2 separate regions of the Homo sapiens genome follow, and region 1 is linked to region 2. The links are chromatin loops, found by intact Hi-C in ENCODE. Cell type or tissue: heart right ventricle. All regions are shown on one strand. Each heading gives the region's core, and the rest is flanking DNA. Links, peaks and the distances in the headings are about the cores only. Region 1 overlaps CRYL1 (crystallin lambda 1). Region 2 overlaps IFT88 (intraflagellar transport 88).

Region 1 (12,672 bases), core at 2,715-10,714, 71 kb before region 2:
ACACACACCACACATACACACAACACCATACACACTACACACACCCCATATACACAGTACATACACACCACACATACACCACCATACACACTACATACACCGCATATACACACTATACACACGCCACCATACACACTACACATACCCCATATACACACTACATACATGCCACCCTACACACTACACACACCCCATATACACACTACACACACACCACCATACACACTACACACACTCCATATACACACTACACACACATGCACATACCTCATACACACACTATACACACCACTTACACACACTACGCACACCACATACATACTATGCACACCAATACACACTACACACACCATATACACACTACACACACACTGCCTAATGGAAAGCCAGTGTCTAGGCCCGTGTGTCGGAATAACAGGGTTTTCTTGGAGCATTGATCTGCTCTTTAATATAAAATTATAAAAGGTTATAAAGTTTATGGAAATCTCACCTTATGGTCAAACTGATTAGATTTATTTATAATGTTTTATTAAAATTAGCATTAACATTAATAATATACCATACAAAGGTAAAATTTGGTTTTCTCTTTTGAACAAAATTTTCATGTAAGAGATAAGAGATTTTTATTTACCTTTTCAGTAAAACCACAGAAGAAAACAAATAGAGGGAAGGAGAAAGACAGATTTAGCTGGCCTCATGCTGTCTTTACTAGGTCTTAATGTTTAGGAAACTCAGTCTCCTATCAAAGAGAAAATGTTTTTGTATTATAATTTTGGCCAAATGAATGACTGTTTTATAGTGACTTCTGATCCTATTTTGTGATATCAAGTGTCTTAAAACCTTTGATATTTGACAGACTTCCCAACAGCAAAATATCAAGTTCTAAATTCTCTGACCTTAAACTAACTTTTTCAGCTATTAGGTTCCCTGAAGTCCAAGAGAGACATATTAGGCATATTAGGCTTATGTGTTATGTTAGAATTATTTAAGCCGGGCATGGTGGCTCTTGCCTGTAATTGCAACACTTTGGGAAGACAAGATGGGTAGATTGCTTGAGCCCAGGAGTAAAGAGACCAGCCTGGACAACATGGCAAAACCCCATCTCTACCCAAAAAATACAAAAATTAGCTGGGTGTGATGGCGCATGCCTGTAGTCTCAGCTACTCTGGAGGCTGAGGTTAGAGGATTGCTTGAGCCCAGGGGGCAGAGACTGTAGTGAGCCAAGATCGCATCAGTGCACTCCAGCCTGGGCAACAGAGTGAGACCCTGTCTCAAAAAAAAAAAAAAAAAATGTGGCCGGGCGCAGTGGCTCATGCCTTTAATCCCAGCACTTTGGGAGGTCGAGGCGGGTGGATCGTGAGGTCAGGAGATCGAGACTATCCTGGCTAACACGGTGAAACCCCATCTCTACTAAAAAAATGAAAAAAAAAATTAGCCGGGCGTGGTGGCAGGCGCCTGTAGTCCCAGCTACTAGGGAGGCTGAGGCAGGAGAGTGGCGTGAACCCGAGAGCAGAGCTTGCAGTGAGCCGAGATCATGCCACTGCACTCCAGCCTGGGTGACAGAGCGAGACTCTGACACACACACAAAAAAAAATGTAGGAAGCATTGTCAAATCTGAGATGTTGTTTAGCTCCCTTTGGTTATGTTTATATAGATGTGTTGTCAATGTGTTCCAGGATTATATTAGATTCTTATAATTCTGATATGTCTTAATATGTTGTCAGTAATAATTATGATTTTCATGTTAAATTGTTGTATCCCACAGAAATAACCAAATTTCCTTGTCAACAGTGTCTTTAACTGTGGTTGTCCTAAGACTTTTGTCATCCACAATTGTTGTTTTGTGTTGATTCTTCACAAAAAGTGACTTATAATCAGCTACTGTCCAGGGCTTGTTTCTTTGGGGGGAGTTCATGAAAAGGACTCTTGAATACAAGTTTCTGATAACTTCGGAGATTGTGCCATTGGATGTGAGAGAAAACTTCCAGTGCACTAATGGAAACACTGATGTGTTCACAAAGATGGCTAACTCAACATGAAGCAGAGCAGGAGTTGTCTGCATGGACGGAACTAATGGAGGACTGAAATAACTTTTATGGCTTTTTTGTTTGAAATATTGCTCATTCTTTTTGTTTTTCAGAGTCTGAAGAATTTTTTTCTTTTGAGTCATCCTTTAAGTATCTTTTAAGTATAGTGAGTAGAGTATACTTTTGTAAACAGAATTTGAGGCATATTTCTCTAATTTATCCAGAATTTATAAACTATTTGTGAGTATTCTTAATTCATGGCAATGTGTTTGTTTGCATACAGTTAATAACAACATGTTTTCTTTGGTAATGGGACACAGTTGAAGGAACTGGTTGTTTTCCCAGGGCTTTGACTAAAATGGCCTTGAGAGAGGTTCTAGCAAAGCCAATTTAGGAGAGCCTATGAGAACAGTGATTCTTGTTCCATTTTGTGTGGGTAATCAGGCCAAGTATATGGGACTGAAGCTTATTTTGCAGGTAGATTGGTCCTGCTGTGATGTCTTTGTGAAAGTGGTAGACTGGAGAAAAAGATTGTGTTTCAGAAGAAAAACTTTAGTATTAGATTAGCCTTTGATTCCTGGATGGTCATGAGGTCTTCCATGGTATGGAGCTGCCCACAATGCCTCTCCTCAGCAGGAAGGAGACAGAAAGATGGATGACCAGATGCCCCATGGTTGAGGAATCTATAAACAAGGGGAGACTGAAACCCACTCAATTTTTTCAGTAAACATAGAAATTGATACTTTTTGCCTTAAAGCTTGAAATTTCTATTGGTTTTATCTGAGTTCTTTCCTCAGGAAATTACTTCAGGCATCTCAAAAAAAAAAGTGTTGAAGAACTGAAACTTACCAGATCATCACATCCATACAATGAGACTCCAGGCCCCTCATTCACCATGATTGCTTCCTTGCCCCCCCCTAGTTCCTGTTTTCCTACACAGTGCTACATTTCTTTCCTGCTATATAAACCCCTGATTTTAGGTGGTCAGGGAGATGGATTTGAGACTGAACTCCCATCTCCTTGGCTGCAGCAGCCGATTAAAGCCTTCTTCCTTGGCTGTACTCATCATTTCAGTCATTGGCTTTCACTGCTGTGAGCAGCAGCACCTAGACCAAACTCTTGGTGTTTTGGTAACAAAACCACATTATGAGGAAGGTATTATTATGTCTCCATATCCCAGATGAGGAAACAGATTGAGTGAGTTACCCAGCTATGAAGGCTGAGCCAGATCTGACTGCAAAGCTCACAGTCTGGGCCGCTGAGCCACACTGGACCCCTCTGCACTGCTCACTTATTTTCACACTGTGCTGCCTGCTTTCTATCTACAGTATGACTCCATGTATAATGCAGCTTCCTGAGGAATAAAGGGCATGGCTAACATTTCTTTCAGAAATCTCAGTGCCAGCCTATAGTGAACTCCCAAGGGGATTTCTGGCAGGGTCTTTGGCTCCCACCTATTCCTGAAGGTCTGAGGATCTGAAGAGCTAAAGATGGGGAAGAATGGGGCAGACATGGAAGATCAGGTAAGATTAGCTTAAGGAGGTGAGTCTACCTCATCTCCAGCCAACAGAAATTCTAGCACACTGGAGGCAAAGAACAGAGAGCAGTGAGGAAATAGAAAGGCCAGGGATTGCTTCCTTATGGGATGGCTGTGTTGTGCTGTCTGCTTTGACGTTGACATTGCTGTTGTTTCTAGGCCCTGATTATGCAGAGGCAGAGGGCTGAGCCAGACTCCACCCGACTCCAGCCCCAGGGATCACTCTAACTCCAGACGGGCAGGTTAAGTTGAGGCTGCACAAAAATCTTTAATTAAGTTACTGCAATGCAAAAGAGTCAGAAGACAGCCCAACCACACAGTCCATGTGGCACGGTGATAGTGTGTGGACACTAACAATCATGGCAGGTGTTTCTGAAGTTGGGAAGAGGGCAGAACACTCAAGTTTTCATTAAGAAGAGTAGCTCCAGACTTCCGTTTGACAGCACAATGTTTTAAAAATCTGGCATGCCTATCTCCAAAGACTACCTCCAGTTTGCCCAGGTCTCCACCCCACCCCATTATTCACACCCATTAGCCACCCAGCCCCCTTAGACTTCGGGATCTGCAAACCTTGTAGTGAGGCATGTGAACTTAAATGCACTGTAGGAAGAAAGAAAACTACCTTCTGTCGCACAGGAGGGCTGTGGGTCTGCCTGCCTGGATCCACGCCACTGTGGCCCATCCGGGTCTCTGCCCTCCCCGCTTCCCCCTCCTCACTCAGGTCTCCTCCCTCCGGCCGGGCGAGGTGGCTCACACCTGTAATCCCAGCACTTTGGGAGGCCGAGGTGGGTGGATCACGACATCAGGAGATCAAGTCCATCCTGGCTAACATGGTGAAACCCCATCTCTACTAAAAATGCAAAAAAAAATTAGCTGGGCGTGGTGGCGGGCGCCTGTAGTCCCAGCTACTCGGGAGGCTGAGGCAGGAGAATGGTGTGATCCCGGGAAGAGGAGCTTGCAGTGAGCCGAGATCACGCCACTGCACTCCAGCCTGGGCGATAGAGCGAGACTCCGTCTCAAAAAAAAAAGGTCTCCTCCCCTCCTCCCTCCAGGCCAGTGGTAACACTGGGATCTGGGTAGCAGGGAGACAGACAGGGGAGGAGAGGGCCTGCTTAAGTGTCAAGGCAATCAATTTCACCAAAGTTTACACTGGAGTATCAAGGCCCGGTTAAAAAATGGGGTACTTTGGTTTCCTGTTCACCTTGTTGGAAACCTCACAGGGAGACAATGGCCAGTCAAGGTAGGAGTCACACAATTCTTGAGTCCAATCCTTGACAGCACCTACACCTTCATAGCCCAACCATGACTGCTAATGTGCATTGGTCTAGATGCACAGCACACAGGATCATGCCGGAAGCACGCAGGATCATACCGGAAGCGCACGGCCTCAGAATATGCAGCAAGATCACTCGGAATCCTGCCGCCCAGAGTCAAAGTATTAATATTTTGGCTTCTCCCCAATACTATGGATATATAATTAGCATATATATGACTTTTACAAATCAGATAAAACAAGGCTATTTTTATTTGGGAAGAAAAATAAGGCAAATGAAGCAATTATTTGATCTGTCCTAATGACAGCTAAGTGATAGCAGGATCTGTGAACTCACAGGGAAGTCAGATTGAACAACCCGGCTGAACCCGCAGCCACTGCCATGAACTTTGGGCAACAGACACGGGCTTTAATAATTTTGGCTGGCTCAGCTGGGCTCACTCATGCGGCTTGCAATGAGTAGTGGGTTGTCTGGGGGCTGGTCTAGGATGGCTTCCCTCATCTGTTTAGCAGTCGGTGCTGTGCTGGATGGTGCTGGCTGGTAGCTGGGCCACACACCTCCCGCTGACTAGGCTGGGCTGACCAGATGAGGAGGGAAGAAGGGTCCCCAGCAGGAAGCGAACGAATCTCAATGCACATGCACTTTCCAGGCCTTCTGCTGTGCATGCCACATGTGCTAATAACCGACTGGCCGATGCAAGCCCGTGGCTAAGCCCAGAGTAAGGGGGTGAGAGGAGCAAAGTCACAATGCACAGGGGAGTGCAGACAGAGACGGGAACAATTTGTGACCATACTCAGTTATTCTGGCCAACAGTATGTGGGAAAACTAAAGGTTTCAAATCAGGAGAACAGACCAATCCAGATCAAAACACAGTTCAAGATTAGGCCAGGGCAGAGACCTAGGTAGCAAGTTAAAAACAGGTCAGAGACCCAGTTACTGGAAATGCCTGCGTCCAAGCACAAGAAATTCAGTCACTTAGGAGACACAGTACAGGCCTACCTAGTTTCAGAGATCACTGCTGGTGGTTTATTAACTCCTAGTCCATTCAGAAAGATGATTCACTTTTAGGTGGAGCTGGGTGCCAGGGTGACCATGTACAGATGGTGGAGAAACCAAGATCGAAGCGTACAGGCCCCTAAAGATGGCGATTTCAGATAGGGACTCAGGCCAGACAAGGCAGTGTGTTTGGCTCCTGGAGTTGGGGTGGTCACCAAGATGTCAACACAGCCTAAGTCAGGGCGGCCTGGTCCCTTGAGGACTAGAATGGCCCACCTGCTACGTGGAAATGAGTCTAGCTCCAAATCTTAAGAACTAAAACACTCCTGATCTGTAGGTCCGTGTTACAACTTTGTTTACTTGATTTGCTTTTCTTTTTTCTTTTCTTTTCTTTTCTTTTTTTTTTTTTTTTTTTGAGACAGGGTCTCGCTCTGTCACCTAGGCTGGAGTGCAGTGGTGCAATCTTGGCTCACTGCAATCTCTGCCTCCCACGTTCAAGCGATTCTCCTGCCTCAGCCTCCTGAGTAGCTGCGATTACAGGCACCCACCATCACGCCCAGCTGATTTTTTTGTATTTTTAGTAGAGATGGGGTTTTACTACGTTGGCCAGGCTGGTCTCGAACTCCTGACCTCAGGTGATCCACCTGCCTTGGCCTCCCAAAGTGCTGGGATTTGCTTTTCTTCTTAAAACACAGCTTCATCCTCTAAACTTCTTACTTGAGACCTAATGCAGGCCAAGCACTGGGCATACAATGGTGAACAAAGACAAAGCAGTAAAGTATCTGCTAATGAGGTTCTCCAAGGTCAAGCGACCTTCTATTATGAAATGTAAACATGCTAAGTTTTAAGTTTCTTATTGTGCCACCCTGTTAGAAAAAGATTAGTCTCAGATGACAGCTTTTTGTTTTTCAAGTTCACTAAGATCCCTTGGCATGGTATGAGTTGTGATAATTTCTTTTATCTTCTAATGTTTTAATATTTTTTTAAATCAACTTCCCCCCGTTTAAGTTCATTTTTACAGGTTCAGAATCCATATGTACCATTTCTACTATTTAATACCATTAGTTTTTAATAGGTCTAACACACACAGAATATTCATGCAGATGTAGTGAAATTTCAACCACGTGACATTTTCTAATATGAAACGTTAAAAAAGAATCAGAATATGGCTGGGCACAGTGGCTCACGCCTGTAATCCGAGCACTTTGGGAGACCAAGGCAGGTAGATCACCTGAGATCAGGAGTTAGAGACCAGCCTGGCCAACATGGCAAAACCCCATCTCTAATAAAAAATACTAAAATCAGCCAGACGTGGTGGCACATGCCTGTAGTCCCAGCTACTCGGGAGGCTGAAGGAGGAGAATTGCTTGAACCCGGGAGGCAGAAGTTAGAGTAAGCCAAGATCGTGCCACTGCACTCCAGCCTGGGCAACAAAGTGAGACTCTATCCCACCAAAAAAAAAAAAAAAAAAAAAAATCAGAATATGGGAAGTGGGCCAAACTGCAAGGTGGAATAGACGGTGAGAAAAAAGTGTATGAGGAATATGACTGGAAACATTACCTTCGGAGACTCTAGAAAAGGTTCCTGTGACTCAGTCAAAACAATTGCTGAGCTAATAGGTTCAGGCTAGCAGGTTCAGGCTCTGGGGACAGGAAACGTGCCTGTTGCTTATTTCTGCGTCCATAATGGCTAGTACAGAGACCACACGTCACTGCATAGTGAGGGACACTGGGGGTGTGATGTATGGTCTGTCCTGAGGGAGCCCACGACCTACAGTGGTAGACAAAGACCACAAAACAGGGTGTCAGGGAAGATGCCTGTGGACACAAGCTATTTGGACCCAAAAGTCAATGCAACCCGATTGGAAAGATACATCATTTATACTTCTTGACAAAAGGATTAAGTTGGTTTTCCTTACATTCCTTTTGCCTGATATGTGGTCAGGGACATTTTAACCTTGGGGTTTCTGAACATCTAAGCACCACAGGTCATACACGGTGTTGCTGTTGACAAGACTTCACAATCATTAACCTCCTGGTCTCTGAACTCATTGCACTGACCAAAATACTTACAAAAACAAAGTTTGGTTTCAGTCCTTTTACCTTGGACTCTCTGTGCGGGAATGGTACATTTGAAGATCTTGCGATGTAAGAAAGAGAAAAAGGTAGCTTTATTTAAAAGTCACTCAAGACTAAGAATCCAGTACTTCCTAGGGGGTGCAATATGACACAACATAACTGGATTTTCCTGAAGTTATTTGCCAGTTATTTGAGAAGGAAGAGGTAGTTGGTCACAAGATATCCTAAGCTTCCCTTTTCCTGCCAAAGAAGTACAACCAGTTCTGCATATTTAACTCAGCTTAAATGTGTGTGTTATAAAAATAAAGTACCTGCTACTGAGGAAAGATTTGTATGTACTCCCTTAAAATCCTAGGTACATAAGAATTCAGTACATTTGCTTCTTCTAGAATATGACTGCTAACAGTCATAAGTTATTTAGGTTTTTCTGGTTCAAAAATCTTACAGACTGTATCTAAAAGTTAAATCTAATCAGGCACCAATGATATTAAGAAATACAGCTCTTAATTAAGCATAGTAGGATAACAGGAAAGCCTTTAACCTGGTTAAAAAAAAAACAAAAAAACTTATCCACAACCCTCCATCATTCAGCATCATCAGTCCTGATGCCTGAAAGGACTTTAAAAATCTTTAATGATGCATCTAAAAATAAGGCCTAAAACACAAATACCCAAGAAATAGAACAAAGGACTTTCAATTAGGAACCGTGGGATTTTCTCTTAATTACAAGTGGGTTGGAATTGGCTTTACAGGATAAAAGATGAAATGATAACAGAATTGAAAAGTCTATGGTAGCAGCGAGCAAACTACAGCCCACAGGCCAAATCTGGCCCATCTCCTATTTTTATATGGCCTGTGAGATAAGGATGTGATATGGTTTGGCTGTGTTCCCACCCAAATGTCATCTTGAATTGTAGCTCCCATAATTCCCATGTGTTGGGGGAGGGACCTGGTGGGAGATAACTGAATCACAGGGGCAGGTGTTTCCCATGCTATTCTCATAACAGTGAATAAGTCTCACGAGATCTGATGGTTTTATAAAGCGGAGTTTCCCTGCACAAGTTCTCTTGTTGGCCACTCTGTGAGATGTGCCGTTCACCTTCAACCATGATTGTGAGGCCTCCCCAGCCGCGTGAACTATGACTCCATTAAACCTTTTTCTTTCTTAAATTGTTCAGTCTCAGGTATGTCTTTATTAGCAGCATGAAAACAGACTAATACCGGATGGTTTTTACATTTTTAAACAGTTGGGAAAATTTTAAAATAACATTTTGTGACTCTGAAAATTATACGAACAAAGTTCGATGTTAATCCATAAAGTTTTATTGGAATACAACCACCTCTATTTGATTATTGATTGTCTATGGCTGCTTTTACTTTACAACGAACGGCTGAAACAGAGACCATATGACCCACAAAGCCTACAATATTTACTATCTGGTCTTTACAGAAACAGTTTGTCAACTCCTTGTCTGGAGTCCACTTGGGGCTGGCTTAAAGCATGACCTAATCAGAGATTCACGGGTCTCCTCTTCCCTTGGAGGTACTCTCCTTCTCCAGTACTGGGCCAGCTATGAAGCTAATGTCTCTCAGCTCCAAACCTACCTGTTGCATATACTGTCACCAGAAAACTGATTAAAAGTCCACGCCCAGGCTGGGCACAGTGGCTCACACCTGTAATCCCAGCACTTTGGGAGGCCAAGGCAGGCGGATCACAAGGTCAGGAGATCGAGACCATCCTGGCTAACACAGTGAAACCCCGTCTCTACTAAAAATATAAAAAATTAGCTGGGCGTGGTGGCGAGCACCTGTAGCCCCAGCTACTCCGGAGGCTGAGGCAGGAGAATGGCATGAACCTGGGAGGCGGAGCTTGCAGTGAGCCAAGATCGAGCCACTGCACTCCAGCCTGGGCAACAGAGCAAGACTTTTCATCTCAAAAAAAAAAAGAAAAAAGAAAAAAAAAAGTCCATGCCTGGCCAGGCACAGTGGTTCACAACTGTAATCCCAGCACCTTGGGAGGCTGAGGTGAGCTGATCACTTCCAGACAAGCCTGGCCAATATGGCGAAACCCTGTCTCTACAAAAAAATACAAAAATTAGCTGGGCGTGGTGGTGCACACCCCTAATCCCAGCTACTTGGGAGCCTGAGGTGAGAGGATCAACTGAACCCAGGAAGTGGAGGCTGCAGTGAGCCAAGATCACACCACCCCACTCCAGCCTGGGTGATGGAGACAGACATGGTCTCAAAAAAAATAAAATAAAATAAATGTCCAGGCCTCCTGAAAAGCCAGGATAGCCCTCAAGGACAGAAGGAGAAGCATTTTTTAGCAGCCACCATTTCCAAAGTGGAGCTTGCTATGCTCTTTAATACACAAATGTGGGAATAAAAGATGAATTTAATTAAGTAGATGTAATTTACTCAGGAAGACCACAAATTCCTTAACATTCTTTACAATTATAAAATTAACGGCTTTTTTATTATCAATAAATTACTTCCTATTGCTCCCTAAATCACCTCCATAAAACCAAATATTAAGCTGTTTGTGTTACATTTCCTGTGATGCCTTTTAAAAACATTTTGGGCTGGGTGCAGTGGCTCACGCCTGTAATCCCAGCACTTTGGGAGGCCAAGATGGGTGGATCACGAGGTCAGGAGATCGAGACCATCCTGGCTAACACAGTGAAACCCCGTCTCTGCTAAAAATACAAAAAAAAATTAGCCGGGCGTGGTGGCGGGCGCCTGTAGTCCCAGCTACTCAGGAGGCTGAGGCAGGAGAATGGCATGAACCTAGGAGGTGGAGCTTGCAGCGAGCAGAGATCGCTCCACTGCACTCCACTCCGGCCTAGGTGGCAGAGCGAGACTCCAAAAAAAAAAAAAAAAAAAAAAAAAAACAAAAAAAAAAAACTGACAACAACAACATTTTGGGCCAGGCTCAGTGGCTCACACCTATAATCCCATATAATCCTAGCACTTCGGGAGGCTGAGGTGGGTGGATCACCTGAGGTCAGGAGTCAGCCTGACTAACATGGTGAAACCCCACCTCTACTAAAAATACCAAATTTAACCAGGCGTGGTGGCTTGTGCCTGTAATCTCAGCTAATTGGGAGGCCGAGACAGGCGAATTGCTTGAACCCAGGAGGCAGAGGTTGCAGTGAGCCAAGATCGCGCCATTGCACTCCAGCCTGGGCAACAAGAGCAAAACTCAATCCCCAAAAAAAAAAAAAAAAAATTGATTCAATCTGAAAACATCTTTTTGCCTCATAGTTTTTTGTTTTGTTTTGTTTTGTTTTTAGAATTAGTGCTCTATCAAGGGTTTTTTTTTTCTTTCTCCTGACTATATGACTTTGAGCTATTTTTACTGAGGCTTAAAATTTATTTCAAGACTACCTGAAGACTTCTACTTCCAGCACTATGATGGACCAGAATCCCTGAAGGGCCTCTCTTTTCAAAATCTCAGGATCCTTCATAAAACTAGTTTTTATGCACAGAGAGTCGCAGCAAATGCAGAAAGAAAAAATTTTAAGGCTTCCCCTTTAATCAAAAATGTTTTTACATTAAAAAGTACTACTCAAAGAAGATATGCAGATGACAAACATACGAAAAGATGCTCCACATCATATGTCATCAGAGAAATGCAAGTCAAAACAAGGAGATGCCATTAGGCCAGGCTTGGTGGCTCACACCTGTAATCCCAGCACTTTGGGAGGCCGAGGCGGGTGGATCACCTGAGGTCAGGAGTTTGAGACCAGCCTGGTCAATGTGGTGAAAACCTATCTCTACTAAAAATACAAAAAAATTAGCTGGGCGTAGTGGCAGTCGCCTGTAATCCCAGCTACTCGGGAGGCTGAGGCAGGAGAATCGCTTGAACCTGGGAGGCAGAGGTTGCAGTGAGCCGAGATCGTGCCATTGCACTCCAGCCTGAGCTACAGAGGGAGACTGTCTCAAAACAAAACAAGAAACAAAAAAACAAGGAGATACCATTATTTGCCTATTAGAATGGCTAAAATCCAGAACACTGACACCACCACATGCTGGTAAGGATATGGAGCAATGGGATCTCTCCTTCATTGTTGGTGGGAATGCAAAATAGGACAGCCATTTTGGAAGGCAGTTTTGCAATTTCTTACAAAGCTAAACAACCTGTTACCATCCAATCTAGCAATTGTGCTTTTTGGTATTCACCCAAAGGAGTTGGAAACTTATGTCCATACAAAAACCTGCACATGGAATTTAGAGCAACTTTACTCATAATTGCCAAAACCTGGAAGCACCCAAGATGTTCTTCAGTGGGTGAATAGATAAATAAATTGTGGTACATCCAGGCAATGCAATATCATTCAAGCTCAAGCCATGAAAAGACATGGAGGAAACTTAAATGCATTTTACTAAGTAAAAGAAGCCAGTCTGCAAAGCCTACATACTGTATGATTTCAATTATATAACATTCTGGAAAAGGTAAAACTGTGGAGACCGTAAAAGGATCAGTGGTTGCCAGCGGTTGGGGGGAAGGGAGGGATGGAAAGGAAGAATTTGAGAGCAGTGGGATTATTCTGTGTAATACTACAAGGGTAGATACATGTCAGTATACATTTCTCCAAATCCATAGAGTGTAAACACCAAGTGAATCTTTTTTTTTTTTTTTTTTCAAGACAGAGTCTCACTCTGTAGCCCAAGCTGGAGTGCAATGGTGTGATCTCAGCTCACTGCAATCTCCGCCACCCAGGCTCAAGTGACTCTCATGTCTCAGCCTCTCGAGTAGC
Region 2 (12,672 bases), core at 2,458-10,457:
AAACTGTTAGAAAAAAAGCATAGGTATAAATATTCTTGACCTTAGATTAGGCAGTTCTTTCTTAGATATGATACCAAAAGTACGTGCAACCAAAGGAAAAATAAATTGTATATCATCAAAATTTAAAACTTTTGGCCAGGCGTGGTGGCTCACGCCTGTAATCCCAGCACTTTGGGAGGCCGAGCCGGGCGGATCACGAGGTCAGGAGATCGAGACCATCCTGGCTAACACGGTGAAACCCCGTCTCTACTAAAAATACAAAAAATTAGCCGGGCGTGGTGGCGGGCGCCTGTAGTCCCAGCTGCTGGAGAGGCTGAGGCAGGAGAATGGCGTGAACTCGGGAGGCGGAGCTTTCAGTGAGCCGAGATCGCGCCACTGCACTCCAGCCTGGGTGACAGAGCGAGACTCCGTCCCAAAAAAAAAAAAAATTTTTTTAAACTTTTGTGCTTCAGAGGATAGTACAAAGAATGTAAAATGATGTACAGAATGGGAGAAAGTATTTGTAAATCATTTATATAATGTTTAGTATCAGGAATATATACAGGATCCTTATAATTCATGTGATAACCTGATTTTTGGGAATGAGCTGGCCGGGCGCGGTGGTTCACGCCTGTAATCCCAGCACTCTGGGAGGCCGAGGTGGGCGGATCACAAGGTCAGGAGATCGAGACCATACCGGCTAATACGGTGAAACCCCATCTCTACTAAAAATAAAAATAAAAATAAAAATAAAAAAATTAGCCGGGCTTGGTGGCGGGTGCCTGTAGTCCCAGCTACTCGAGAGGCTGAGGCAGGAGAATGGCGTGAAACTGGGAGGCGGAGCTTGCAGTGAGCCGCGCCACTGCCCTCTAGCCTAGGCGACAGAGCAAGATTCCGTCTCAAAAAAAAAAAAAAATGAGCAAAAGATCTGAACAGACATTTCTCCAAAGAGATATAGAAATGGATAATAAGCAGATGAAAAGATACTCAACATCATTAGTCATCAGGGGAATGCAAGTCAATACTACAATGAGATACCATTTCATACTCACTAGAATTGCAATAATCAAAAACAGGAACAGTAACAGATGTTGGCTAGGACATGGATAAATTGGAAACTTCATGCATTGCAGGTGGGATGTAAAATAGTGCAGCCACTTTGGAAAACAGTCTAGCTGTTCCTCCAAAAGTTAAACATAGAGTTACTATATGATCCAGCAATTCCTTTACTAGATATATTCCCAATAGAATTGGACCTATATATGCATGCTAAAACTTGTACACACACATTCATAGTGATGTTATTCATAAAAGTCAAAAAGTGGAAACAATTCAAATGTCCATTAACTAATGAATGGATAAGCAAAATGTTGCAGATGTATTTAGCCATAAAAAGTAATGAAATATTGATACATACTACTGCGTGGATGAACCTTGGAAGCATTATGCTAAGTGAAAGAGACCAGACACAAAAGGCTACATATTGTGTAATTTCCTTAATATGAAATGTCCAGAATTGGCAAATCCATAGAGACAGAAAATGGTTGCCAGGGACTGGGGAAAGGGAAGGGAGGCATGGAGAGCTGCTAACAGGCCCCATATTTCTTTATGGGATGATGAAAGTGTTCTGGAATTACATACTGGGGATGGTTGCACAACCTTGTGAATATACTAAAAACCACTGCACCTTGAAAAGTTAAATTGTATGGTATATGAATTATAGTTCAAAAACTAATAATTTTGTTAGTATTTAAAATATATAAATAATTTTTAAAGGTTATGAGAAGCCACATATATGTGGTATTATGCTGAGAAAAAGATTAAGCTGAAAATTTATTTTTTATTTATTTATTTTTATTATTTATTTATTTTTTGAGACAGAGTCTGGCTCTGTCGCCTAGGCAGGGGTGTGGTGGCACAATCTCGGCCCACTGCAACCTCCGCCTCCCAGGTTCAGGCCATTCTCCTGCCTCAGCCTCCTGAGTACCTGGGATTACAGGTGCCTGCTATCATGCCCGGCTAATTTTTTTGTATTTTTAGTAGAGACGGGGTTTCACCATATTAGCCAGGATGGTCTCGATCTCCTGACCTCGTGATCTGCCTGCCTCGGCCTCCCAAAGTGCTGGGATTATAGGCGTGAGCCACTGCGCCCAGCCTAAGCTGAAAATTTCTTAGGAATTTGCTGGTGCACTTAAAATGTACAGGCCTTAAGAAAATATGTATTTGCTTTAAAGAAAATACATTTCTTGAATACTAGCAATACTACATTTCTTGGGTAATTAGCCTTCCTCCACCTCCCACCCCTCAAATTGCCTAAAATATTGACTTGATTTGAATGATACTTCCAGGAATCCTTGCCAGATTCTTTAGTAATTATTAGATTTACAGTATATCTATATGGTAATTTCATTTCTCCCATGCTTCTGTCCAAGTCAAAATGTAGAGATGAATCTTGAAATTTTACATTTTTATTTGGGAAGAAAGAATTGCAGTTTGAGGACCAGGTGGTCTTTGGTATGTCCAAAGAACAAAGAGAAGGTTGGAGGTTTATCAAAAGGAGAAGTGTCATGTAGTGCTCTTTGAGAAAGTTCACTGGAACTAGTGAGGTTCTGGGAAGCTGGCAAGTTCTAATTGGTGGGTAGCTGTGGTGGGCACAATTAGTCCTATATTTGCAGCAAGTTATCTCAGCAGCTATAAATAAAATTGGCCTCAGGTTTTAGCAGCCAGTTTCAGCAGCCAGACTTGCAGAGAATTCCATTCTTCAAGCAATGTTATGTGTCCTGAGTGCCTCCCCACCAACACACCCCAGCTTCTTGACTCTGTTTTAGTTGGGTATGACAAGAATGACTCAAATTTGTATGATCAGCTTTCACTCTTCTGTTTCATTTTGCTTTGATATCTTTTTTTCTGTCTTGCATTTTTTCCCTCAACATTTCATTATGAAAATTTTCAAACATGCAGCAAGGTTTAAAGAATTTTATGTTGAATGTTACTCCTGCTACCTAGATTCCACCATTAACCTTTTTCTATAGCTGCTTTATCATGTACTTATCCATTTACCTATCTCTCAATCCATCTATCAAGCCATCTTTTTTTTTAGAGACAGAGTCTCACTCTGTCACCCAGGTTGGAGTGCAGTGGCATGATCTCAGCTCACTGCAACCTCTGCCTCCTGGGTTCAAGCGATTCTCGTGCCTCAGCCTCCCAAATAGCTGGAATTACAGATGTGCACCACCATGCCCGGCTAGTTTTTGTATTTTTAGTAGCGATGGGGTTTCACCATCTTGACCAAGCTGGTCTCAAACTCCTGACCTCAAGTAATCCACCCGTCTTGGCCCTCCAAAGTCCTGAAATTACAGGCATGAGCTACGGCGCCCGGCCTAAGCTGTCTTATTTTATGTATTTTAAGCTAAATTACAGCTATTACATGTTCCCTGAAATAACAGCATGCGTATCAATTATATAGTTCAATATTTGTTTATAGTTCTTACTTTTGAGGTAAAATTTACAAAGCAGAAATCGCAGTGTATATTTGCTGAGTTTTCACAAATGCATACACTTGTGCGACTCAAACCCCTGCCAAGATACAGAACATTTATCATCACCCCAGAAAATTCTCTCATGTCCCTTTCCATTCAATCCCTAACCCCCATCCCCAAGAAGCGATCTCAGTTCTGATGGTTTTCTACCGCAAATTAGCTTTGCCTGTTTGAGAACTTCATATAAAGGAAACAGTGCATAATGTACACTCTATGTAAGGCTTCTTTCACTCAGCATAATTGGGATTCTTTTTTATTGCTGGATAGTACTTCATTGCGTAAGTATGCCACATTTTGCTTGTCCATTTTACTGATGGGTATCTGGTTTGTTTCTGATTTTTCAGTATTATGAATAAAGCTATGACAAAGAAAAGAAAGGTTTAATTTGAAGAATGAGACTCTCCTCTAAATTACCAGGTCCAGAGAGGCGTGGGAGTGAAACAGCAGTCACATCTCCTTTACCTTCTTGGGCTAAGTAATCATGTCTTGAAACTTGCTTGCTATTGCCATAAGTAGCTATAAATTAATCTAACAATGGCACTGTCTGGATACTATAACCCATACAATGTAGCCAATCACTAATCAACGTTATTTTTTTAAACCAGTGAGAATTTCTGACAGACAGCTTTGTATCAGCCCACTCCCTGCCCCACTTTTTTGCCTTTAAAGATCTGCTTGAAACAAAGGCCAAATGGAGCGCCTGTCCAAGGTTACATGAAGTCTGAGTGTTCTGGGCAGGCAGCCGTCCTCATTTTGGCTCAAGTAAACTTTTTAGAATTGTATTTTATGCCTCAATTCCTTTCTTTAGGTCGACAGCTACTATGAACATTCTTATACAAATCTTTTTGTAGACATATGTTTTCATTCCTCTTGAGTAAATATTTTTGAGTGGAATTGCTGGGTGATAAAAGGTACTTTTAATAAAAGTTAATTTTATGAAACTGCAAGACTTTTCTCCCAAAGTGTATCATTTTACACTCCCATCAGCAACGTGTGAATACTCTGGTTGCTCCACATTTTTGCTGACATTATGTGTTGTTGGTCTTTTTAATTTTACACATTCTGATGGGTATGTGGTGGCTTCTGCCTTGCATTTTAATTGACTGTTGCATACCTTTCTTCTGCACTTGATACTAAGCTTCCATGAAAATCAGGACAATCAATTGTACCCCCTCTAGTGCCTGTCACTGTTCTTTCAGTGTCGTAGTTGTGAAATAAATGTGAAATGAGGACAATAACTTAATGTTTTGACATCTAGTTTTGGGAATTTGATGTGAAAAAAATTGAAGCCATGAAAATATATATAGATAAATTTGACCACAAATGTCATTAAATAGTTATACTTTATTGGAATTAAGAATTATTTCTGGCCTGGCGTGGTGGCTCATGCTGGTAATCCCAGCATTTTGGGAGGCCAAAGTGAGAGGATCACTTGAGCTCAAGAAATTGAGTCCAGCCTGGGCAACATAGGGAGATCCCATCTTTACAAAAAATTTCAAACTTAGTTGGGTGTGGTGGCACAAGCCTATAGTACCAGGGAGGCTGAGGTGGGAGGATCACTTGTGCCAGAGAGATCAAGGCTATAGTGAGCCGTGATTGTGCTACTGCATTCCAGCCTGGGCAACAGAGCAAGACATATCTCAAAAAATATATATATATATTTCTTATACCAAGAACATATTTACACTGCCAGTTTTTCCTAGGTACAAATGATGCAAAATGTGCACCTGGCTCCAGAGACAGATGAAGATGATCTTTATTCCGGCTATAATGACTACAATCCAATCTATGATATCGAGGTAACAAAAGCTAGTTGTTTTTTACATTGGTCTTGGTTAACCAGCTGGTTTATGAAGACTGTGGATTTGAGAGTTCTACTTTATTATGCTTTAGATTAAATAAGCTGATTCAAAAACCTAGAAAAGTGCTATTACAGAAGACTCTACTGACTTCCACCAAAAATAATAATTGCAGCAGAAGGAAAGATCATGAGACAGGTTACAAAAATGAATTAAGGTGAATTATATATACTTGTATTCTTCAGCACTAGCTATCCAAATGTGTAAAAGACTTAGATCACCTGAAAGTATTTAAAATTAGGGTTTTAAGAAAAATTTTAAAGTTGAAATGTCTTGTTTTTTGGTTTTAATTTTTGTGAGTACATAGTAGGTGCATATATTTATGGGGAATATGGGATATTTTGATACAGGCATACAATGTGTAATAATCACATAAGGGTAAATAGGGTTTCTGTTACATCAAGCATTTATCCTTTGTGTTCCAAACAATCCGATTATATTCTTTTAGTTATTTTTAAATGTACAATTAAATTATTGACTATAGTCACCCCATTTTGCTATCAAATACTAGATCTTACGCTTTCTTTTTGTTTTTTTTTTTGTACCTATTAACCATTCTCACCCCCTCCCCTGCCACTACCCTTCCCAGCCTCTGGTAATCATCCTTCTATTCTTTATCTCCTTGAGTTCAGTTGTTTTAATTTTTAGATCCCAGAAATAAGTGAAAACATGCGATGTTTGTCTTTCTGTGCCTGGCTTATTTCACTTAATAGAATGGCCTCCAGTTCCATCCACATTATTGCAAATGACAGGATCTCATTCTTTTTTATGGCTAGTTTTCCATTGTATATATGTACATTTTCTTTATCCATTTGTCTGTTGACAGACACTTAGGTTGCTTCCAAATCTTGGCTATTGTGAATACTGCTGCAGCAAACATGGGAGTGCAGATATCTTTTTGATATACTGTGATAGAGTTTGTATATTTATCCCCACGCACATCTCATGTTGAATTGTAATACCCAGCATTGGAGGTGAGACCTGGTGGGAGGCGATAGGATCATGAGAGTGGATTTCTCATGAATGGTTTAGCATGATCTTCTTGGTGCCATCCTCACCCCATGTGATGTGACTGCTCCCATTTTGCCTTCTGTCATGAGTGAAAGCTCCCTGAGGCCTCCCCAGAAACTGAGCAGATACTGATATCATGCTTGTACAGCCTGCAGAACGATGAGCCAATCAAACCTCTTTTCTTTATAAATTACCCAATCTCAAGCATTCTCTGGTGCAAAAGTAACTGCAGTTTTTGCCATTTTAATTGCAAAACTGCAATTACTTTGGCGCCAACCTAATAGCAATGCAAGAACGGCCTGGTACATACTGATTTCTTTTCGTTTGAGTATATTCCTAGCAGTGGGATTGTTGGATCATATGATAGATCTATTTTTAGTTTTTTGAGGAACCTCTAAACTGTTCTCCATAGTAGTTGTACTAATTTACATTCTCACTAACAGTATATGAGGGTTCCCTTTTCTCCACATTCTCACCACCATTTGTTATTACCTGTCTTTTGGATAAAAGCCATTTTAACTGGAATGAGATGACATCTCGTTGTAGTTTTGATTTCCATTTCTCTGATGGTCAATAATGTTGAGCACTTTTTCATATACATGCTTGCCATTTGTATGTCTTCTTTTTAGAAATATCTATTCAGATCTTTTGCCCATTTTTAAATCAGATTATTAGATTTTTTCCTACAGAGTTGTTTGAGTTCCTTACATATTCTGGTTATTAATCCCTTGTCAGAGGGATAGTTTATAAATATTTTCTCCCATTCTGTGGGTTGTCTCTTCACTTCATTGTTTCCTTTGTCGTGCAGAAGCTTTTTAACTTGATGTGATCTCATTTGTCCATTTTTGCTTTGATTGCCTGTGCTTGTGGGGTATTACTCAATAAATCTTTGCCCAGTCCAGTGTCCTGGAGAGTTTCCCTAGTGTTTTCTTTTAGTAGTTTCATAGTTTGAGGTCTTAGATTTCTAAGTCCTTCATCCATTTTTATTTGATTTTTGCATATGGTGAGAGATAAGGGTCTAGTTTCATTCTTCTGCATGTGGATATTCAATTTTCTCAGCACCATTTATTGAAGAGAATGTCTTTTCCCTAATGTATGTTTCTGGCACCTTTGTCAAAAATGAGTTCACTGTAGATGTCTAGATTTGTTTCTGGGTTCTCTATTCTGTTCCATTAGTCTGTCTGTTTTTATGCCAGTATCATGCTGTTTTGGTTACTATAGCTCTATAGTGTAATTTGAAGTCAGGTAATGTAATTCTTCAGTTTTGTTCTTTTTGCTCAGGACAGCTTTGGCTATTCTGGGTCTTTTGTAGTTCTATATAGACTTTAGGATGTTTTCTTCTGTTTCTGTGAATAATGACATTGGTATTTTGATAGGTGTTGCACCGAATCTGTAGATTACTTTGGGTAGTATGGACATTTTAACAATATTGGTTTTTCCAATCTATGAACATGAAACATCTTTCCATTTTCTTATGTCCTCTTCAGTTTCTTGCACCAATGTTTTATAGGTTTCATTGTAGATATTTTCACTTCTTTGGTTAAGTTAATTTCTAGATATTTAATTTTATTCGTAGATATTCTAAATGGGATTACTTTCGTGATTTATTTTCCAGATTGTTCACTTTTGACATATAGAAATGCTACTGATTTTTGTAGGTTGATTTTGTATCCTGCAACCTTACTGAATTTATCAGTTCTAATAGTTTTTTGGTGGAGTCTTTATGTTTTTCCAAATATAAGATCATATCATCTATAAACTAGGGTAATTTGACTTTTTCCTTTCTGGTTTGGATGCCCTTTATTTCTTTCTCTTGCCTGATTGCACTAGCTAGGATTTCCAGTACTATGTTGAATAACAGTGGTGACAGTGGTCATCCTTGGCATGTTCCAGATCTTAAAGGAAAGGCTTTCAGTTTTTTTTCATTCAGTATATTAGTTGTGAGTCTGTTACATGACTTTTTTCACGTTGAGGTATGTTTCTTCTATACACAGTTTTTTTTTAGGGTTTTTATGAAGGGATGTTGAATTTTACCTAATGCTTTTTCAGCATCAGTTGAAATGATCATGTGGTTTTTGTTCTTTATTCTGTCGATATGATGTATTACATTGATTGATTTGCATAAGTTGAACCATCCTTGCATCCCTGGGCTAAATCCCACTTGGTGATGATGAATGATCTTTCTAATGTATTGTTGGATTTGGTTTGCTAGTGTTTTATTGAGGATTTTTGCATCAATGTTCATCAGGGATGTTGGTCTATAATTTTCTTTCTTTGATGCATCTTTGTCAGGTTTTGGTATCGGTAATACTGGCCTTATAGAATGAGTTTGGAAGTATTTCCTCTTTCTCTGTTTTTTGGAGTAATTTGAGTAGGATTTATATTAGTTCTTCTTTAAATGTCTGGTAAAATTCAGCAGTGAAGCCATCAGGTGCCGAGCTTTTCTTTGCTGGGAGACTTTTTATTGTGGCTTCAGTCTTGTTACTTCTTTTTTTTTTTTTTTTTTTTTTTTTTTTCAGATGGAGTCTCACTCTGTAGCCCAGGCTGGAGTGCAGTGGTGCAATCTCAGCTCACTGCAAGCTCTGCCTCCCAGGTTCACGCCATCCTCTTGCCTCAGCCTCCCGAGTAGCTGGGACCACAGGTGCCTGCCACCACGCCTGGCTAATTTTTTGTATTTTTTTTAGTAGAGACAGAGTTTCACCGTGTTAGCCAGGATGGTCTCGATCTCCTGACCTCATGATCAGCCCGCCTCGGCCTCCCAAAGTGCTGGGATTACAGGCGTGAGTCATTGAGCCTGGCCCAGTCTTGTTACTTTTTTTTTTTTTTTTTTTTTTTCAGTCTTGTTACTTCTTATTGGTCTGTTCAGGTTTTGGATTTCTTCATGGTTCAATCTTGGTAGGTTGTATATGTCTAGGAATTTATCTCTTTCTTCTAGGTTTTCAATTTATTGGTATATAGGTGCTCATAGTAGCTTCTAATGATCCTTCAAATTTCTGGTTTTGTTGTAGTTGTTGTTGTTTGAGACAGAGTCTCGCTCTGGTTGCCCAGGCTGGAGTGAAATGGTGCAATCTCAGCTCACTGCAACCTCTGCTTCCTGGGTTCAAGTGATTCTCCTGCCTCAGCCTCCCAAGTAGCTGGGATTACAGGCATGTGCCACCACGCCCGGCTAATGATGTATTTTTAGTAGAGATGAGGTTTTACCATGTTGGTTCGGCTGGTCTTGAACTGCTGACCTCAGAAGATCTGCCTGCCTAGGCCTCCCAAAGTGCTGGGATTACAGGTGTGAGCCACCGCATCCAGCCGATCCTTCACATTTCTATGGTATCAGTTGTAATGTCCCTTTTTTATCTCTGATTTTACTTATTTTGGTCTTCTCTCTTTCTTTGTAGTTAGTCTGGCTAACGGTTTGTCAATTTTATCTTTTCACAAAACCAACTTTTTGTTTTGTTGATCTTTTGTATTGTTGTCTTTGATTCATTTTCATTTATTCTGCTCTGATATTTATTATTTTCTTTGGGTTTGGTTTGCTTTGCTTTTCTAGTTCGAGATGCATCATTAGGTTATTTGAAGTTTTTCTTCTTTTTTGATGTAAACACTTATAACTATAAACTTCTCTCTTAATACTGTTTTCACTGTATCCCACAGCTTTTGGTGAAACCAGCCAGGCTTGTATCCTTCCCTTAAGTCAACCAGTTCCCCTGGGCCCTGGGTGGGTCCAGAGATGCTGTCTGGGAGCCAGGGCCTGGAGTCAGAATCCTTAGAAATTTGCTTGGTGCTCTATTCTTCTGCTGCTGCTGAGCTGGCACTGAACCGTAAGACAAAGTCCTTTCCACTCTTTCCACCCTTTTCCCCAGGCAGCAGATTCTCTCCTGTGTCTGTCACCACAACAGACCCGCAGAGAGTACTACCAGGGTATCGCCAATGTTTACTTAAGGCCCAAGGGCTATTCCTTCAGGTTTTGGTGAATTCTGCCAGGCCTGGGACTCACCCTTCAAGGCAGTGGGTGTCCCTCTGGCTCAGGGTAGGTCCAGAAATGCTACCCAAGAGCCAAGGCCTGGAATCAGGGACCCTAAGAACCCACTTGATGCTCTAACCCACTGTGGCTGAGCTGATACCTAAGTTGCAAGACAAAGTCCCCTTTACTCTCCCCTCTTCTCATCTCAAACAGAAGCAGTCTCTCTTTGTAGCCACCACAGCTGTGAATGTGCTGGGTCACACCTGAAACCAGTAGATCTCAGAGTCTCACCCAAGTCCCACTGTATGTACTACCTGGTTATTGCTGCTGATTATTCAGGACCCAAGGGCCCTTTATTCAGCAGTGACGAATCCTGCCATGGCTGGGTTCTTTCCTTCAAGGGAATTTAGTATAAATCAGGAAAACCATTGAAACCTCCTCATTCTCCCAATTATAAAATTAAGAAATGCTTATGGAAACAAAAACTAGTAATCCCATCACTCAAGAAATAACTACTGTCAACATTTTAAACATTTTTGTGCTTTGTCTTTCCTTCATGTATACATACACAATTTTCTTTTAGTATGTTTGGAATTGAACTAGTAATTACTTTTCTGTTTACTTTTTTACATTCAACTACATCATAAGCAGTGTCTCATGATACTAAATATTTGAATATTACTTTAATGACTACATAATATTGAAAATATATAGGTGATTAGAAGTATTTTCTCTGCCAGACGCGGGGACTCACACCTATAATCCCAGCATTTTGGGAGGCTGAGGTGGGCAGATCATCTGAGGTCCGGAGTTCAAGACCAGCCTGACCAACATGGTGAAGTTCTGTCTCTACTAAAATACAAAAATTAGCCAGCCGTGGTGGCGGGCACCTGTAATCTCAGCTGCTTGGAAGGCTGAGGCAGGAGAATAGCTTGAACCCAGCAGGTGGAGGTGGCAGTGAGCCAAGATCACGCCATTGCACAATGAGCCAAGATCACGCCATTGCACAACAGAGCAAGAGTCCCTCTCAAAAAAAATAAAAAAACCTAAAGAAGTATTTTCTCATGATAGGATATTTTTTCCTGTTTTCTGCTATTGTAGATAACATTGTAGTGAAAAAATTTATGCATAAATAATTTTCTATGTTTTGATCAAACACTACCTGGGATAGAGTCCCAGAAATGGAATTAATGGATCATGGATCATGAAGATTTTCTTTTTTCTTTTTTTTTTTTTTTTTTTGAGATGGAGTCTCGCTCTGTAGCCCAGGGTGGAGTGCATTGGCGCGACCTCTGCTCATTGTAAGCTCCGCCTCCCAGGTTCATGCCATTCTCCTGCCTCAGCCTCCTGAGTAGCTGGGACTACAGGCGCCCGCCACCACGCCTGGCTAATTTTTTGTATTTTTAGTAGAGATGAGGTTTCACCGTGTTAGCCAGGATGGTCTCGATCTCCTGACTTCATGATCCGCCCACCTCAGCCTCCCAAAGTTCTGGGATTACAGGCATGAGCCACCGCCCCGGCCTGAAGATTATTATTTTTAAAGCACCAGGGACACTTCCTACCTCCTCAGGTTGTTGCACTGTGGCTGCATAATTTAATGTGAAGTGAATACTCAGAATATCAGACCCAAAAATAAATTAGACAGTGAAGTAAAAATAATTTTTGGCTTATGCTTGGTTTTCTTTGATCTTAACTGTAATAATAACAAGTTCAATAAATAAATGAATTACTTGCAGCAGTGGCTTAAGATATTCATAGAAGATGCAATTTGTTAACAAAGTGGCAAAGAGTTCCAAAAGTTGTATAAGTTTGGTGTTTGTAATTGGAGAATTTGTTGACTGTCCTTTTTAGTTTGTCATTTAGTTAGGATTTACTGAGCTGATTAACCAAATTTTACTAATAATTTAGGAATCTTAAGGGAAATTTTTTTACCCAAAGATCTGCTAAAGTAGAAGTATAATAAATTATGTTGAAGGTTACCTTTGGATTTATACTTCATTCAAAAGTCTTTAGTTTCTATGGGTAACTGAGAATCGTGTAATTTTATGTAGTTGATATGGAAGGTTACAAGGATAATTTAGGCTGGGCACAGCGGCTTATGCCTGTAATCCCTTTAGGAGGCTCAGGGGTGGATCACTTGAGCTCAGTTTGAGACCAGCCTGGGTAACACGGCAAAATCCTGTCTCTAAAAAAATACAAAAATTAGCAGGTTGTGGTAGTGTGTGCCTGTAGTCCCAGCTCCTAGGGAGACTGAGGTGGGACAATCACCTGAGCCTGGGAAGTTGAGGCTGCGGTGAGCTGTGATCGCACCACTGTACTCCAGCTTGGA

The links. A loop is a pair of places that touch in the nucleus more often than their neighbours do. Peaks named below come from ENCODE experiments on the same cell type or tissue, not always from the same donor. Only the 100,000 strongest peaks of a DNase experiment are listed, where the experiment ranks them.
Region 1: a loop joins it to region 2, with 2.1 times the contacts of the local background. A loop is called at or near these places in 20 of 110 quality-filtered maps.

What each region holds. Positions count from the first base shown.
Region 1 is chr13:20,498,073-20,510,744 of GRCh38, forward strand. The region is part of intron 2 of CRYL1 (crystallin lambda 1); the gene reads right to left. Among named protein-coding and RNA genes, the nearest start is that of CRYL1, 21 kb to the right of the region's middle. RefSeq lists enhancers at 3,886-4,882, 8,798-9,092. In heart right ventricle, for the core only: no CTCF peak of the experiment used is centred there; no DNase peak of the experiment used is centred there; H3K27ac peaks cover 961 bases.
Region 2 is chr13:20,569,159-20,581,830 of GRCh38, forward strand. It overlaps IFT88 (intraflagellar transport 88), which reads left to right. Exons shown (of 26, transcript NM_006531.5): 2 at 5,222-5,317. The coding sequence starts at 5,228. Among named protein-coding and RNA genes, the nearest start is that of IFT88, 8.3 kb to the left of the region's middle. In heart right ventricle, for the core only: no CTCF peak of the experiment used is centred there; no DNase peak of the experiment used is centred there.